Regions from separate parts of the Mus musculus genome. Here region 2 is linked to region 1. Evidence: chromatin loops called from intact Hi-C (ENCODE). Cell type or tissue: left cerebral cortex. All regions are shown on one strand. Links, peaks and the distances in the headings refer to the core of each region. The heading gives the core; the rest is flanking DNA.

Region 1 (7,636 bases), core at 2,495-4,994:
ATGTGTGGTGAGTATGGGTGTTTCTTTCGTCTGCAGTTATACGTGTGCACCACATGTATTCCTGGGATCCCCAGAGGCCAGAAGATGTTACATTCCCTGGGACTGGGATTATAGACAGTTGAGAGCTGTGATGTGGGTGCTGGGAATTGCACGCCAGTCCTCTGGAAGGGCAGCAAATGCTCTTAACTGCTAACCCATCTTTCCAGACCCAAGGCACATATTTGAATCAACCCTGTTTGAGTTCTTTTTTTTTTTTTTTTTTTTTTTTTTTACAGTAGCTGTCATAAAATACTGCTCCAAAGGATCCTGGAGCCCAAGTGTGTTCTTTGTCTTCTTCTGATCTTAAGGGATTTCTACCTGTGTGGTCATATGTCACAAGAACTTAGGGACATGCCAGCAATGGTGGGTGATATGAATCTGGACCACTGACTTGTGCTGCGTGCTTTTGTTCTAGAGCTTCCTGGCACTGCACCCCAGAGGAAGTTCTTTCATCCCAAAATGAACACTGTTTCATCATAATGGTTCTGATGGCCACACAGACACTTGAGGTCCTGGCCAGGGGTTCAGTCTGTCTTTACAAGGGCCAGTAAAAAGCCAGGAGATTCTGTTTTCTTTAGATGTTTAATGACATGCTGTGTGTGTATGTGTGTGTGTACATTTTTTCATAATATTTTTGTTGATCATTTGGAAGTTCTACATTTTGAACTCTGAGTACGCTCACCTCCCAGTTCTCCCAGGTCCGCCCCCCACAGCCCTGTGACCCATGCACCCCCAAAAAACAAAGAGGATGAGGAAGAAGGGGGGGAGGAGGAGGAAGAGGAAGAAGAGGAAGAGGAAGAAGGAAAAGAAGGAGAAGGAGGAGGAGGAGAAGAAGAGGAAGAAAACAAAGCAAAATAAAACAAAACAACAAAAATCGAGTCTAATTTATGTTGCCCATATACTCACTGCAGCACTGTCAAACTCCTGGTGACCAGTCTCTCAATGAAAAACGGAGTCCTTCCCTCCCCCACCCCCCAGAACCCATCAACGGTGGAGAACTATATACTTAACAATTTATAAACAACGTAGCACAACTTCCATGAGTTCTCTTCTGTGGCCTGTTTTGTGGTGCACGCGCGGGCGTGCGTGTGTGCGTGTGTGCATGTGTGCGTGTGCATGTGCTTGTGTGTGTGTGTGTGTGTGCGCGCGCGCGCGTGTGCATGTGTGTGAGACAGGCTCTCATTATGCACCGTTGGCTGGGCTAGAACTTGGTATGTAGACGAAGCTGGCCTCAAACTCACAGAGATCTGCTTGCCTCTGCACCTCAAGCATTGGGATTAAAGCTGGGTGCCATCAGGTTTGACAAGGTTGGTAACTTTGGTAACGTTTAAGATGGACATGGTGACTTACTTAGAAGGCGAAGGTACGAAGATTAGGAGTTCAAGGCCACCTTGGGCTACAAGCGACCTTGTCTAGAGAAACAAAAAACAAAAACACATTTGTGATTTCTTTTTGTTTATTTATTTTTGCAGACCATCTCTTTTTGTTCAATTCCTGTTTCTGCTCCCAACTCTAGGAAAATACAGAATTTTTTTTCTTTTTTGCCTGTATTTCTTTCCTTTTCTGGAGATTTCATAGAAACAGTCTTTGCTATGATGTCTTTCCCTTACCACAATGTTTTCGAGGTCCATCGCCATTGTATGTATTCTCACTAGCATTGTTTAGAAGTCTAACTTCTAGTTCTGAGTCGTCTCCAGAGGTGCCCCGGGTTGCTGCACCTCCCTGCTATCTTTGTCTGGATTGGTGGGTTCTCAGTACACACACAGCTCAATCCTCAGCCCGAGATCACATAGTTTCTTGGTGGCCTCTGGAGTCTCCCGGAGTCTTGGCCAGCTTAGCTCTTAGCTTGGGAAGTTCCAGCTACACAGGTTTGCTACCTGTGACCCTGGACTCTTTGACTCATGAGTTTGTCTCACTGTCTTTGGTGACAGCATTCTTCCTACGTGAGTCCAGACAGAAATCTGCCTCTCAGATGTCTGCTTACTTGGGGATTCTGGCTAGGGGTGTCTGTTAGTCAGTGCCTGGAAGCGGTTTACAGCAAAGACGCAGGTCTGTTTGTAATACACTAGGGCCAGATACACTTTGTTGCTGTTTTTTTTTCACTACCTATTATTTTTTTATTGTTTTTTACTTATTTTTTTAGTGTAAAATAAGGTTTATTTAGGGCATGGAAAAGGGAGTTGTTTAGAAGGGAGTAGAGACAGAGAAAGACACAGGGGGAGAGGGCAGGGGAGGGGAGGAGAGGCTGGCCAGGAACTCCTGGAGAGAGAGGGGGGAGGGGAAGGAGAGTGAGGGAGAAAGAGATCAGGGAGAGAAGAGAGTCAGAGAGAAGGGGCAGAGAGCGCTCACTAACTATTATTTATGTAAAATCAGGTTTTCATTTTTAAAAAGAATTATGTATTGTCTCATGTATATGAGTACACTGTAGCTGTCTTCAGACACACCAGAAGAAGGCATGGGATGGTGATAAGTCACCACCATGTGGTTGCTGGGAATTGAACTCAGGGCCTCTGGAAGAGGAGCCAGTGCTCTTAATCACGGAGTCAACTCTCTAGTCCCAGGTTCTCCTTTGTAAAGTGCACGGCTTGGTAGATTTTCTGCTAACGGCTATCACAATCATGGCAGACCAGTTGTGATTCTAAAACGCTGCCCTTCTTACTGTTTTGGGGCAGTCTTTCTATGCAATGCAGGCTGGCCTTGAACCCACAGTGCCCTCCTACCTCAGACTCCCAAGTGCTGAGGGCTTTGCCCTTCACATTCCAGCCTCTCTCTGGTTCCATCCTCGTCTGTAACGTCACTATAACTTCACACCATGAACTGAGTTGTGTGGGATTTACACGGCTTGCATCTTCACACAGTGAAATCCCACAGCACACTCTCCCTTCCTGTCTGCGCCATTTGATTCCCCATAATTGATTTCGGGATTCGCTCACATTGTTATGTTGACATTTTGTTTCTCTTTATCCCTGAGCAGCCTCCTGCTGCATGGACATACTGCCATTTGTTTGTCCATACATCCCCGGGTCCCTTCCTGTGATGCTAATGGTTTGCTGTCCTCGCAGGGCTTCAGTTGGCTACTTCCTCCTCCAGCCGGGATGGTCTTCACGCCTCCCTGTTTCCTGTCGCGTGGGTCTGTTGGTGGTTATTTATGGTTTACAGCACATGGGAGATCTCAGTGCGATATTTTGGTTTCTAGTATTTCTGCCTTAAATGCAGCCTACTTGAATTGTCACTCCCTTAAAAAAGAACCTGTGTGTTTCCTGTGGCTTATCAGGTTGTCTTTGTCGTGCTCTGCAGTTTCATTCTGATGTGTCTATAAATATGTCTCGTCTCACTTTGCCCGGTTCTGCTCAGTACTCGCTGGAGCTGTGGTTTAGATCTAAGTACTGCTTCTAGGCTTGGCTCTTAGCTCTCTTAATTCTACCTGGCACATTCTTACTGTGCTATCTATTCTCCCTCTCCCTCTCCCTCTCCCTCTCCCTCTCCTCCCTCTCCCTCTCCCTCTCCCTCTCCCTCTCCCTCTCCCTCTCCCTCTCCCTCTCCCTCTCCCTCTCCCTCTCCCTCTCCCTCTCCCTCTCCCTCTCCCTCTCCCTCTCCCTCTCCCTCTCCCTCTCCCTCTCCCTCTCCCTCTCCCTCTCCCTCTCCCTCTCCCTCTCCCTCTCCCTCTCCCTCTCCCTCTCCCTCTCCCTCTCCCTCTCCCTCTCCCTCTCCCTCTCCCTCTCCCATCTCCCAGAATTTCTGTTTTGGTTTTTACAGATTTTAATTTAATTGTATTAGTTTATGCCTGTATGTCACGTGTGCAATACCTCTAGTGGCCAGAAGAGGGCATCAGTTCCACTGGGACTGGAGTAACAGATGGTTGTAAACAGCCTGTGGGTGCTGGGAGCAACCATTGGAAGAGCAGCCAGTTCTCTTAACTGCTGGGTCATCGTTCCAATACATTTCTTTCTTTCTCTCTCTCTCTCTCTCTCTCTCTCTCTCTCTCTCTCTCTCTCTCTAAAAAGTTTATTATTTATTCAGTTTTTATTTATGTGTATGTACTCAGAGTAAATTAGCTGGTTGATGGACCCAAAGAAACTATCCAGCAAGAAGAAACAAAGCTATTTAAAGGACGGAGAGCTAAGTAGAGTCTATTTCACGGCAGTGGTGGCGCACGCCTTGAATCCCAGCACACGGGAGGCAGAGGCAGGCGGATTTCTGAGTTCGAGGCCGGCCTGGTCTACAGAGTGAGTTCCAGGATAGCTAGGGCTATACAGAGAAACAAACAAACAAACAAACAAAAAGAAAAAAGAAATATAGAAAGAAAAAAAGAAAACAAAACTACTTAGAACATTATTTGCATGGCTGTGCTTAGCTTTCCTACATAGCCCTGGATTTCCCTCCCACAGTCGGCTGGGCCCCTTCATACCAATCAGCAATCAAGACCTTGACCCTCAGACATGTGCGTAGCCCATGTGACCTGGCCTCAGTCAAGCTTCTCTCTCAAGGCTGTGTGGAGCTGGCAAAGCTAACTAGGATATAAAGAGCTAGCAGACAGGCATCTGGTGGCCAGAGGACTTCCTGATGGCACATGGGTCTCATGTCGATACACAATGGAAACTCCAGTAAGAAGAGTTAATGAAGATGTCACAGCGTTGTCATCCTGACACACCGGGGAAGAGAGAACCTCAGCCTCTATCAGAGTGGCCCGTGGGCATGTCTGTGGTGCGTTTTCTCAATTGTTGATTGATCTAGGAGGGCTTGGTATTCCGTGGGTGATACCATTGCTATGCACGTGTGCCTAGGCTATATAAGAAAGCTAGCTGGGCAAGCTGGAGAGAGCAAGCCAGGGAAAGCAAGCTAGGAAGCATCGCTCATCTATGGTCTCTGCTTCAGCTTCTTCCTCCAGGTGTCTTCCTTGATGTCTCTCCATGACAGTCCTTTCTCCCCAGGTTGCCTCTGGTCATGGTGCTCATCATAGCAACAGAAAACAAAGTCTGGGTGAGGTGGTGTGTCAGATACAGGAGCCGGGGTTTTCTTTATTTTATTTTAGGCATCTTCTATTCTTTCCAGTGGTCACTTACTGCCTCTCTCCTTTCCTCCCTAAAACCATGTGCATCTGGTCCAAGTCTATTTGCCGTATACCTCCTTCTCCTTCACCTCCGATTTCCTTCCTTCCTTCCTTCCTTCCTTCCTTCCTTCCTTCCTTCCTTCTCTCTCTCTCTCTCTCTCTCTCTCTCTCTCTCTCTCTCTCTCCATTCCTTATTGTTTTTCTTGGTTACTCTAGCGCTTGAGTCTCCTTTTCTTGTGCAGTGGGCTCACAATACAAATGTAGGTCACAAGTTTCATCTCAGTGTGGCGCCTTGCTCATTTGGTTTGTCACAGGCAAACAGTTACACAACGGTAAGAGATGACATTGAACCGAGTGAAATATTAACTTGCTCACATCTGTTCAGTCAAGGTTGTGTTCCTCCATCGATTCTGGGTAATCAATACCACACGCTGTCTGGCAGACTTAACTTTCTTTTGTTCTTCTTACACACACACACACACACACACACACACACACACACATATTTCTGTCATTTTGCCTTCTAAATGATTTTTTCTTTTACTTGCTCCCTTCCCTTCTTCCCCTGTTCCTGAACTCTTTCATTGACTGTGTTCCTTTGGAGTGTGTAACATTTTCTTTTCCTTTTGGGAAATATTATGTATTATAAAATATTCTCTAGTCATCAATATTTATTGACCCAGCACCATACATTGGGCCTTTTTCTAGGTGCTGGGCTGGTGACACAAAGTTAGAAACAGGCATCTCTAACCGTTTGCAGCTTTTTTTTCTAGCAGTAAACATCATAGAGAAGTAATAATAATAATAGTAATAATAATAAACTGGTATGTAAACTCTGCACTGCAGAACGTGTTGGGTGCTAAGCGGAATAGGGTTTGTGACACAAGTTAGAGTTCCCCTGGATAGGGAACCTTGGTTTTTTTGGTTTTTTTTTGGTTTTTTTTTTGGTTTTGTCAAGACAGGGTTTCTCTGTGTATCCCTGGCTGTCCTGGAACTCACTTTGTAGACCAGGCTGTCCTCGAACTCAGAGATCCGCCTGCCTCTGCCTCCCAAGTGCTGGGATTAAAGGCGTGCGCCACCAAGCCCGGCTGGATAGGGAACCTTAATTGAGAAATTGCCTCCATTGGATTGGCCCGTCAGTAAGTCTATGGGGGTCTTTTCTTGATTAATGATTGACATGGGAGGGGCCAGTCCACTGTGGGCGGGGCTGTCTCTAAGCAGGTGATCGAAGGTTGTACAAGAAAGCAAGGTGAGAAAGCCTTGAAAAGTAGACCAGGAAGCAATGTTCCTCTGTGGTCTTTGCTTCAGTTCCTGCCTCGGGCTTCCCCCATGGTGAACTCTAACCTGCAAGCCAAATAACCGCTCTCCTCCTCAAGTCGCGCTTAGTCATAGAATAGGTAGGTGTACAGAGAAGATTCCTTGGCCTCCGGGTTGGGTGAAGTATTATAGTTCTAAGCAAACTGATGGAGAAGCTCATTACATCACATGAGCTGGGTCTGTTGACAGCCCCTGCAAACCCAGCTGCTTGGGAGGCAGAGGCAGATTGCTCAAGCATGGTAGTTTAAGACTAGGTGTACAATATGGGAGCTAGACATTCTTCAAAGAAATCAGAGGCAGGGCCGGGTAGGTAGTTTAGTGGCAGAACACTTTTAGGGAGTACAAGGCCCTATGTTTAAATGTCAGTAACATGGACACGCAGGAAGTGGCAGTGTACCGTTTGAGACTGGAGAGATGGCTCAGTGGTGCTGCTCTTTCAGAGTACTGGCTTCTGTCCCCAGCACCCACATGGTGGCTCATAAACCCTGCCACTCCACTTTCAGGGTAGCTGATGCCCCTCTTTAGGCTCCTGTACATGTAGGGTGTATATATACTCACGGAAGCTCACACACATACATGTAAGTAAAAAAAAAATCTTAAAAAACGAAAGCGAAGATAGTGTTAGTGTGGCGGGGTGGGGGAGGGAGGAGAAGGGAAAGAGGAAGGTATTCAAGTGGACAGTTGAAGAGAGCATGTCATACAGGCATCTGTGGGGCGGGTGGGGGGGGGCTATCCTATGCGACAGGCACCAAGTCTGCAGGGTTCTGTGGGAGAGGGCGACCTTCCTGAGGCCAGTTGGAGAACCGAGATGAGGTGACCTTAGCTGGTTTTGGGGAGGAAGCTAGCTTAAATTCTGTTTAGGAAAATCCGCATGCAATGAAAATCCGTCAGAGTTTTTATTTTTTTCCCAACAGGGTTTCTCTGTGTAGCCCTGGCTGTCCTGGAACTCACTCTGTAGACCAGGCTGTCTTCGAACTCCGCCTGCCTCTGCCTCCCAAGTGCTGGGATTAAAGGCGTGCGCCACCGCTGCCCAGCCCATCAGAGGTTTTGAACAGAGTGAAATATAGAGTTGTTGCTTTCTTTTTAAAAAAGATTTATAATGTAGCTAAGAGATAAATAAGGAGCCCATAGCAACATTCCAGAAAATAAATAGAATAGAGGTGTGTGGGTGGGTGTGGGGGGTAGTTTTATGTTAACTTGATATAAGATAAAGTCATCTGAGAGGAGGGA
Region 2 (7,636 bases), core at 2,293-4,792, 160 kb after region 1:
GTAATGATAAAGAGAAAACCTTCCAAGTAAACAATTTATAAACTATGAAATATATGTCACATACAGCAGAAGAGACCATGCTAGCAGATTTCTTATTGGAAATAATAAGATATAATCTAATAATCTAATCCCAGCACTCTGGAGTCAGAGGCAGGCAGATCTCTGTGAGCTCAAGGCCAGCCTGATCTACATATGAAGTTCCATGCCGGTGGGGTTAACAGAGACCCTGTCTGGAAGGGAATCAGGAGGAGGAGGAGGAAGAAGAAAAAGAGGAGCAGGAGGAGAAACAGGAGGAATTGTCAGTCAGGACATACAATCTTAAATATCTTCAAATTTCACAAACTAAAACTCAGAACTGAAGGAAGAAATGTGTCACACCCATGACAGAAACATCAGTGTCCTTTCTCAACAACTGACAGAATATACAGAGAATCAGCGAGGATACAGAAGATTTGAAGAACATTAACAGCCAAATTGACTTAGTTGTAATTTATTTAATACCCTGCTCAAAAACAATAGAAGCACTTTTGAGTGAACGCTGAATATTTACCAAGATCAAATGAGTTGTTCAAAATGTGTTCTCTAGCCATAGGAAAACCCAAAGCTCAGGATAGTTCTCAAATGTTTGAAAACTATACATAGCTTCATGAGTCAAATAAGAAACCAAAAAAAAAAAAAAAAGTCAGGATTTTAAACTTGTTGAGAGAAAATACAATATGCCGGAATTTATGAGGTAGTGCGAGGCAGGGCTTGGCTCAGCTTCAGCTGCAGGCAGTGCTGACACTGGGAAAGAATCTGGTTTATAAGTATATTCCAGAGCCTGGGGCAGTAGGATTGTTCTTGGTTAAAGGGGCTGGCCTGGGTTAAATAGTGAGTTCTAGACCAGCCTAGGTTACAGTGAGACCCCCGCCTCAAACAATCAAGAGAAAGGAAGAGAAAAAAAATAGCAAATAATTGACCTCAGTTTTAGCTTTAGAAACTAAAACCTGGAAAACAGTGAAAGTTGTGAGTCCACAGATCTGAGAACTGAAATCTCAGTAATCCAAATCATAAAGATGAAGGTGAAAACTTAGTAAAATATAAAAGAAAAATGACAGAGGAAGAGAATGAAAGCCATGCCGGCTCTTTAGGAAGTAAAACAGAACACTAGCTGGACTGCTCTATTAGCAAAGAAAGAGAACACGCTCATTCTAACACCAGAGATGAGAAAGGAGACACCAGTACAGGTCATACAGAACCCAAAAGACAAGGGAATCATATACCTATATAAGGTTGACAACTTTAATGAAACAAACCTCTAAATTCACTTGAGAAGAAATAAAGTAAACTGACTATATCTATAATTTGAAAAATAAAAATTACATAAAACTTCAGGCCTTTCATTAGTGAATTCTATGGCACACTTGAAAGAATTCTACATGAGTCCTTAAAAAAAAAAAAGAAAGAAAACTTAGTTCTTAGCTTATTCCATGACACAAAATCATGAGCAGTTGGGGCTCATGAACAGGAAGACTACACTGCAAGGACCAGGTGTGTGTTAGAACATGCTCGGTTGTTGATTTGGATGCTCCCCCTCCCCTGACGCCCCCCCTCCCCTGACCCCCCCCCCAGACCCCCCCATGGGAAGTTCTGGTTCTTCAGATCTCCAGAATAGACCTGGCTAACAGGAGACAAGGTAGGAACCGTTGTATGAGCTTTGTACAGATTTGTACATTTGCATAATAGGCCTTTTCTGCTTTGAGTGTAGCATTTTACCTGTAACCTTTATTACATTGTAAATTAAATGTAACTTTTGTCAAAAAAAATAAAGTAAAGAACAATTTCTCTCAAGAACATAAATAAAAAGTTCTAAAGGAACTTAAATTGGATTAAACACTGTGGAAAAGAAAAAAAAGATACTCTATCATGACCATATGGGATTTATCCCCATAATGCAAGGTTGGTTTTCCATTAGAAAATTAATCATGTAATTTTCCATATGTATGAACCTAAAATGTACGACCATCTCAAGAGTCACAGAAAGTCATCTGACAAAACCCCACATCCATTTCTTATAAACAGCCACGAAAGTAGAGCTATAGAGGGGACTTCCTCAACCGAGAGGGAGCCTATACCCTATGGCTAACTTCACAATTAATAGAAAAGACTGGATATATTTCCCCAAAGACTAGGGACTAGAGAAGGACAGCCATGCTTACCACTGCAGTCCACCATCATCTCGGAGCTTCTAGGCAGGCAAGAATGAAAAGAGAAAGTAATCCAGACAGAAAAGAAGGGAAATGTTCATTACTTACAGATGACATAATCGCTCTGTAGAAAGACCAATAAAGCTGAAAGAGACCCACTAGAACTAACCACAGGATTGAACAAGTTTGAACAAGGTTGAGAGACCGTAGTATTGGTTTGAGGATAGATGAATAGATTGCTGAGAAAGACAGACTCAAAACAGAACTGCACACACGTGGTCAGCTTGATTTTCACAAAGACAGTTTAGACTGCAGTGTGGCAACTCTCTAACAAATGGTATTAGAGTATTCAAATATTTGCACACAAAATGCTAAAGAGTAGACTTCAATTTATACTTGGCTCCATGGCCAAAAAAATAACTCACAATGAACTCAGAACCTAAAACTACTGAGGTTTCTGATTTACAGTTTAAATGGTTTCTTAGGTGTTTGTGCCTTGTTTTGTTTTATAGGGCTCTGTGTGTGTGTGTGTGTGTGTGTGTGTGTGTGTGTGTGTGTGTGTGTGCGTGCACCCAAAAAGGCCAGAAGAGGGTGTTGGATCCCCCTTGGAACTGGAGTTCCTGGATGTTGGAAACTGAACTCTGGTCGCAAGAGCAGTAAGCCCATTTAACCACTGAGCTCTCTCTCCGGCCTCCAATTGCTTAGTTTTGACACCAAGAGCAAGATTTAGGAAGGAGTAAACTAACAAACTTGACCCCCATCAAAATAAACATGTCCAGTGCTTGAAAGACATTGTTACGAGCTGGAGAAGACAGACCACTGTGGCAGAACCTTATTTTGAGTGTACATCTGGTGATGTCGGATAAATAAACTATATACAGAATCCAGCTTTTAAAATAAATCATTTGAGTAACATTTCACAAAAGAAAATACTCAAAGAGCCAATGAGCATATAGAAAGACTAGTCAATAGCATTAGGTCATTATGGTAAGAAACTCACAGTGGTACCTGCCTGTTTATTAACAGCTCCGCTTAGAAAAGCTGACAAATGCCAAGGGTGTCGGGGTGTGGGGGGACTGGAACTCACTGCCACCGGTGAGAACAAATGTCAAGTACTAAGGACATGTGGAAATCAGCTTGGAAGGGGTTTTAAAAGTTAAACATATACTGGCCATATGATGCAGGCATTCTAGCCTCGTATTTACCCAAGAGAAACAGCACCAGCTGTCCCTACGGAGACTGGGACATGAATATTCATACCAGCTTTATGGGTAACTAAATACTGAAATACCCTTAATGACTAAGAACCTGAACGTCTATCTCCCATGTAAGGGGGAAGGTAAATGGCAGTGTGGTCACCCGATACACACGCTGTGGCATAGCTTCAGGATTGCTCATGGCCCGAAAGCTACACAAAACACGCAGTGTGGCGCACACCAGACGCTGCGATGTAAATGCAAGACACACACTACGGTGTTGTCATGGAGTAGGAACACCGTGAGTCCCACTGGACAGTATGGCTACACTGCAGGCTGGAGAAATGGCTCCGTAGGGAAGAGTGGTTGCGCTATGAGGACCTGAGGTCAGATCCCAGAAGCCACATAGAAAGATGGACCAGGCTTCATACGGACCTGTAACCCCAGTGGTGTGAGCAACAGAGACTGAAGGATCCTTGGGTTTTGACGGACTGCAGCCTGGCTCCAGATTCAGTGAGAAACCCTGTCTCAAAGGAATAAGGCAGAGAGAGATAAAGCAGGGTACAGCATCCTCCTCTGACCTGTTAGCATGACTTCTGTTAGCATGCATGCCTTTACACAGCTGTGCACATACATCACACTAAGAGGGTGGGGGCTTAGGAGGAGAAGGAGTGAAAAGATTCCCAATACACTCTGGGACATGATCCTAGGTGGAGAAACTGGGATTTACCTAAAATCTAGGAAGTACATGCTCTTGTGTGGCAGAAAGCAGGTAGAGATGGTTGCTCAGAGACAGTGTGGGGGTGGGAACGCAGAAGTGGGGGTTGTCACAAAGGGTCCCTGTGGGAAGATGAGCTGCTCATTATCCCGAGTTAGTTGTGGTGCCTTCACAGATGCATACGTGTCAAAACTTATCAAACGGTACCCCTTAAATATGCACGGCTAATTGCTTGGCGATTGTACTTAAATTAAGCTGCTTTTAAAGACAAGCAAGAGGAGCGATCCAGAAGTGAGGACCCCCCCTTCTTGCCCAGGCTTTGCACAGCCTGGACAAAGGACTGGGGTGGGGTTGATCCTTAAGAAATGACTGCTGTTCCAGGTCTGTTTTCCCTGTCTACAGAGTCACTCGGGTCCATGAGCCCTTAACTGAGCCCTGGCTAAGGGAGTCTCCCTAAGCCTGGTGACATGTTAGGATCTTGCCTCCGTGGGATCATCTGGGGCTTGGACAGGAGCTTCTTACAGCTCCGGGAGTGTGCTCAGGAGCTGTGCTGCAGATGCCTGGCTGCTACTGCATGGGAAGGGGACCCTGAGATGGTCACAGGCACAGTGTGTGGCAGATCCCAAAACCTTCCACTGTGTCTGGATAAACAGGCAGTGTCCTGGGCAGGCTCTGGGGGGTCAGGCTCAGGCACCTAGGGCACATGGTGATAAGGACTGACATCAAAGGCCTCACAAATGAGTCCATGAGGGCACTGGTAATGAGCAAGGTATGGCCTGGACTAGAATATCTGCTCTCAAGCTCCCCAGCTTCCCTGAGTGGGTGATGGTCCCCATTCACCCACTATCAGGAGCATTGAGGTCCCTAGTGACACACATTGTGCACACTACACATCATGGACTGAGCCTCTGGGAAGAGCTGCAGAGAAAGAGAGAGAGAGACAGAGAGAGAGAGAGAGAGACAGAGAGACAGAGACAGAGAGAGACAGAGAGAGACAGAGACAGAGAGACAGAGAGACAGAGACAGAGATAGAGAGAAGATGCTGATGTCACTGGTGAAAACACACGAGGCTTCAGAAGCCCAGAAGTGGGATGACTTCAGACAGCGACAGATCAGAAGGAGAGAGTGCATGGTGACAAGCTGAATGTGACAGCGACTAGGAGCCCCAAGGTAACCAGGCTGCTCCCTTGCAGTGTGGGCATGCTGTGTGTGTTTTCTGTTGGTGATAGCCTCATGATCACACGCACACACACACACACACACACTCAGATGGTGGAGGAAGTTGTCATCATGGCTTTCTTAACAAAGACTGTGGTTCCAATGGGCAGTCCACTAAAGCCCATGTGTTGATAACCAACCCTTTCACCAAGCAGATCATTCATGGCTTTGCCATTTTGCCAGTAGATACCCCACAGTGAAGCTTTAAAGGGAAAAAAAAATCCTTCGAGCCCACCAGAGATCAAATCAGAGAAACCAGGATGCTGTGCTGATATAGGCCTGTCCCTGCATTGTCACTAACTCCCTGAAAGCAACAGCTGTGTGGGAGAGCAGGCATAGACCTTCCAGGTAGGAAAGGACACTAGAGTTCCACCCAGCAGGCCAGGCAGCAGAGGTGACTTTTGTGACCACTTGGTCCTGTGGTATGTTTTTAATCCTTAAAGGACTCATCTATGGACTGGGAAGATAGGCTTTTCTGTGAGCATTCCTGAAATAGGGGCTCTGCCCTCAGCCTGCCAAACCCCCAGAAAACCAGCTCTCCTGCAAGGCTCCCCAATTCTGAAGATACTCAGCTCTCTGGTTCTTCCTTAGGGAAAGGGGAAAAAAAGTACCCAGAAGCTGGTGGGGATGGACCAGGGCTGCTGTCTGACCACCTCATGGAGGTGTCAGGGGACACGGTGGGGGAGAGCAAATACGCCTCTTTTCTCATACCTGCCGGATCCACATAGAATGGGAGCTGAGGCTATAAAGAGGCTCTGCCCGATAGCTGCCCTGTTCCCTGGCCCCACCCCACCCACCCACCCCCAACCAGGGAGAGGCATTTGAAGGGAAGGGACAGAGTGTGGGTGGCAGACTGTGTCCTTTGGCGGCAGAGCTGGAGCAGGGGTCACTGCAGCTGCAGGACAAGGCTCCAGTGACACGTAAAGGATGCTTGGCTCTGTGCACAGCCTGACCTGGTCCTGACCACCCAGAGCAGAGGCACTCAGAGTGACTGTCTCACTGGGACCATCAAACCTTCTGCTGCTTTATCATAAGCACAGAGCCTGCTCTGATCAGGAAGATGCCTGAAGGCTTGGGACCCCCTTCCCCATATGCTCCCGTTTACTGAGGGCCCCGACTGGTCCCACAGAGTGGGACCCATGAGATCCTATATCTCCTATGTTTTGAAAAAGAATAGTAAGGAAAGTAGAGAAAGATGGGCTGGTCTAAGTGGCCAGCCAGTGCACGCCTGTGCAGCTCTGCTGACCTGTCCCTGCATCTGCTGGCCCTGGGGTTTGGGGCTGGCAAGAGGCAGCAGGTAGTCATCTTAGAGAGGGTTCTATGAAGTTACTCTGGGTCTCAGGCCTTCAGAGCTACGGGCAATTTTCTCCCTGAAGATCCTGCCATAATGTTGGTTGTGAAGAGCCAGAGTTGGTGAAGCACAGAAGGGAATAATTCCCCCCTTTGTCTAAATTAACTATTTTACTAATTTTATGTGTTTCATTATGAGAGTTTCATATATAATTTCATGTTCAAAATCAAGATAGCATAATACTTTACTGATATTCATATCCTCCACAGCCTTCTCCTACCCCATCTTGTCCTACCCCCCAAAAGTCCCCCTTCTGTTTTCATGTTACATATGTACACACACACACACACACACACACACACACACACACATACACACACACCCTGCATGTCCTTCTTTTGCTTTTTATTCTGTGATAAAATACTGACCAAAACCAACTTAGGAGAGGAAAGGATTTATTTTCACTCATTCCTGGTAGCTCATCACTGAGTGAAGCCAAAGCAGTAAATCAGGGCAGGACCTGAACACAGGCATTAAAGCAGGAGCCTCAGCAACCTTTCCTACATAGCACACAGCACTAGGACTACCTGTTCAGGGAGCTGTATCATCTATAGTAGGCTAGGGCCTCCCACATTAGCCATTAATCAAAGACAATGCACTGCCAACTTCATGTTCTTTCTCCCTCTTAAAAAACAAAACCAATAATAATAATAAGAGAGAGAGAGAGGGAGAAGGAAGGAAGGAAGGAAGGAAGGAAGGAAGGAAGGAAGGAAGGAAGGAAGGAGGAGAAAATGCGCTATAGACAGGCACATCTGATGGAGGCACCTCCTCAATGGAGGGTCCTTCTCCCCAGGTGACTGTAGTTTGTGTAAAGTTGAAGAAAACTAACCAGCACCCTGCATACCAGGTGGGAAAGTGTAGTGTCCGTCTTTCCGAGGCTGCCTGACTTCACTGATGTGATCTCCTCCTAGTTACCTGTAAATGGCATCATCCCGTTCCTCTTGGAGACTCAGTAAATCTCCATTGT

What was found. Hi-C counts contacts between places; a loop is a spot of excess contacts. Peaks named below come from ENCODE experiments on the same cell type or tissue, not always from the same donor. Only the 100,000 strongest peaks of a DNase experiment are listed, where the experiment ranks them.
Region 2: it touches region 1 in a loop (2.1-fold over the local background); 7 of 42 quality-filtered maps call a loop at or near these places.

The regions. Positions count from the first base shown.
Region 1 is chr15:85,324,791-85,332,426 of GRCm38, forward strand. No RefSeq gene overlaps it. Among named protein-coding and RNA genes, the nearest start is that of Atxn10, 7.6 kb to the right of the region's middle. In left cerebral cortex, for the core only: a CTCF peak has its summit at 3,864 (motif pointing right); DNase peaks (open chromatin) are centred at 2,908 and 3,253.
Region 2 is chr15:85,485,686-85,493,321 of GRCm38, forward strand. 7530416G11Rik (RIKEN cDNA 7530416G11 gene) reads right to left here. Exons shown (of 5, transcript NM_001256072.1): 5 at 7,051-7,636. The coding sequence ends at 7,597. Among named protein-coding and RNA genes, the nearest start is that of 7530416G11Rik, 14 kb to the right of the region's middle. In left cerebral cortex, for the core only: no CTCF peak of the experiment used is centred there; DNase peaks (open chromatin) are centred at 3,522 and 4,242.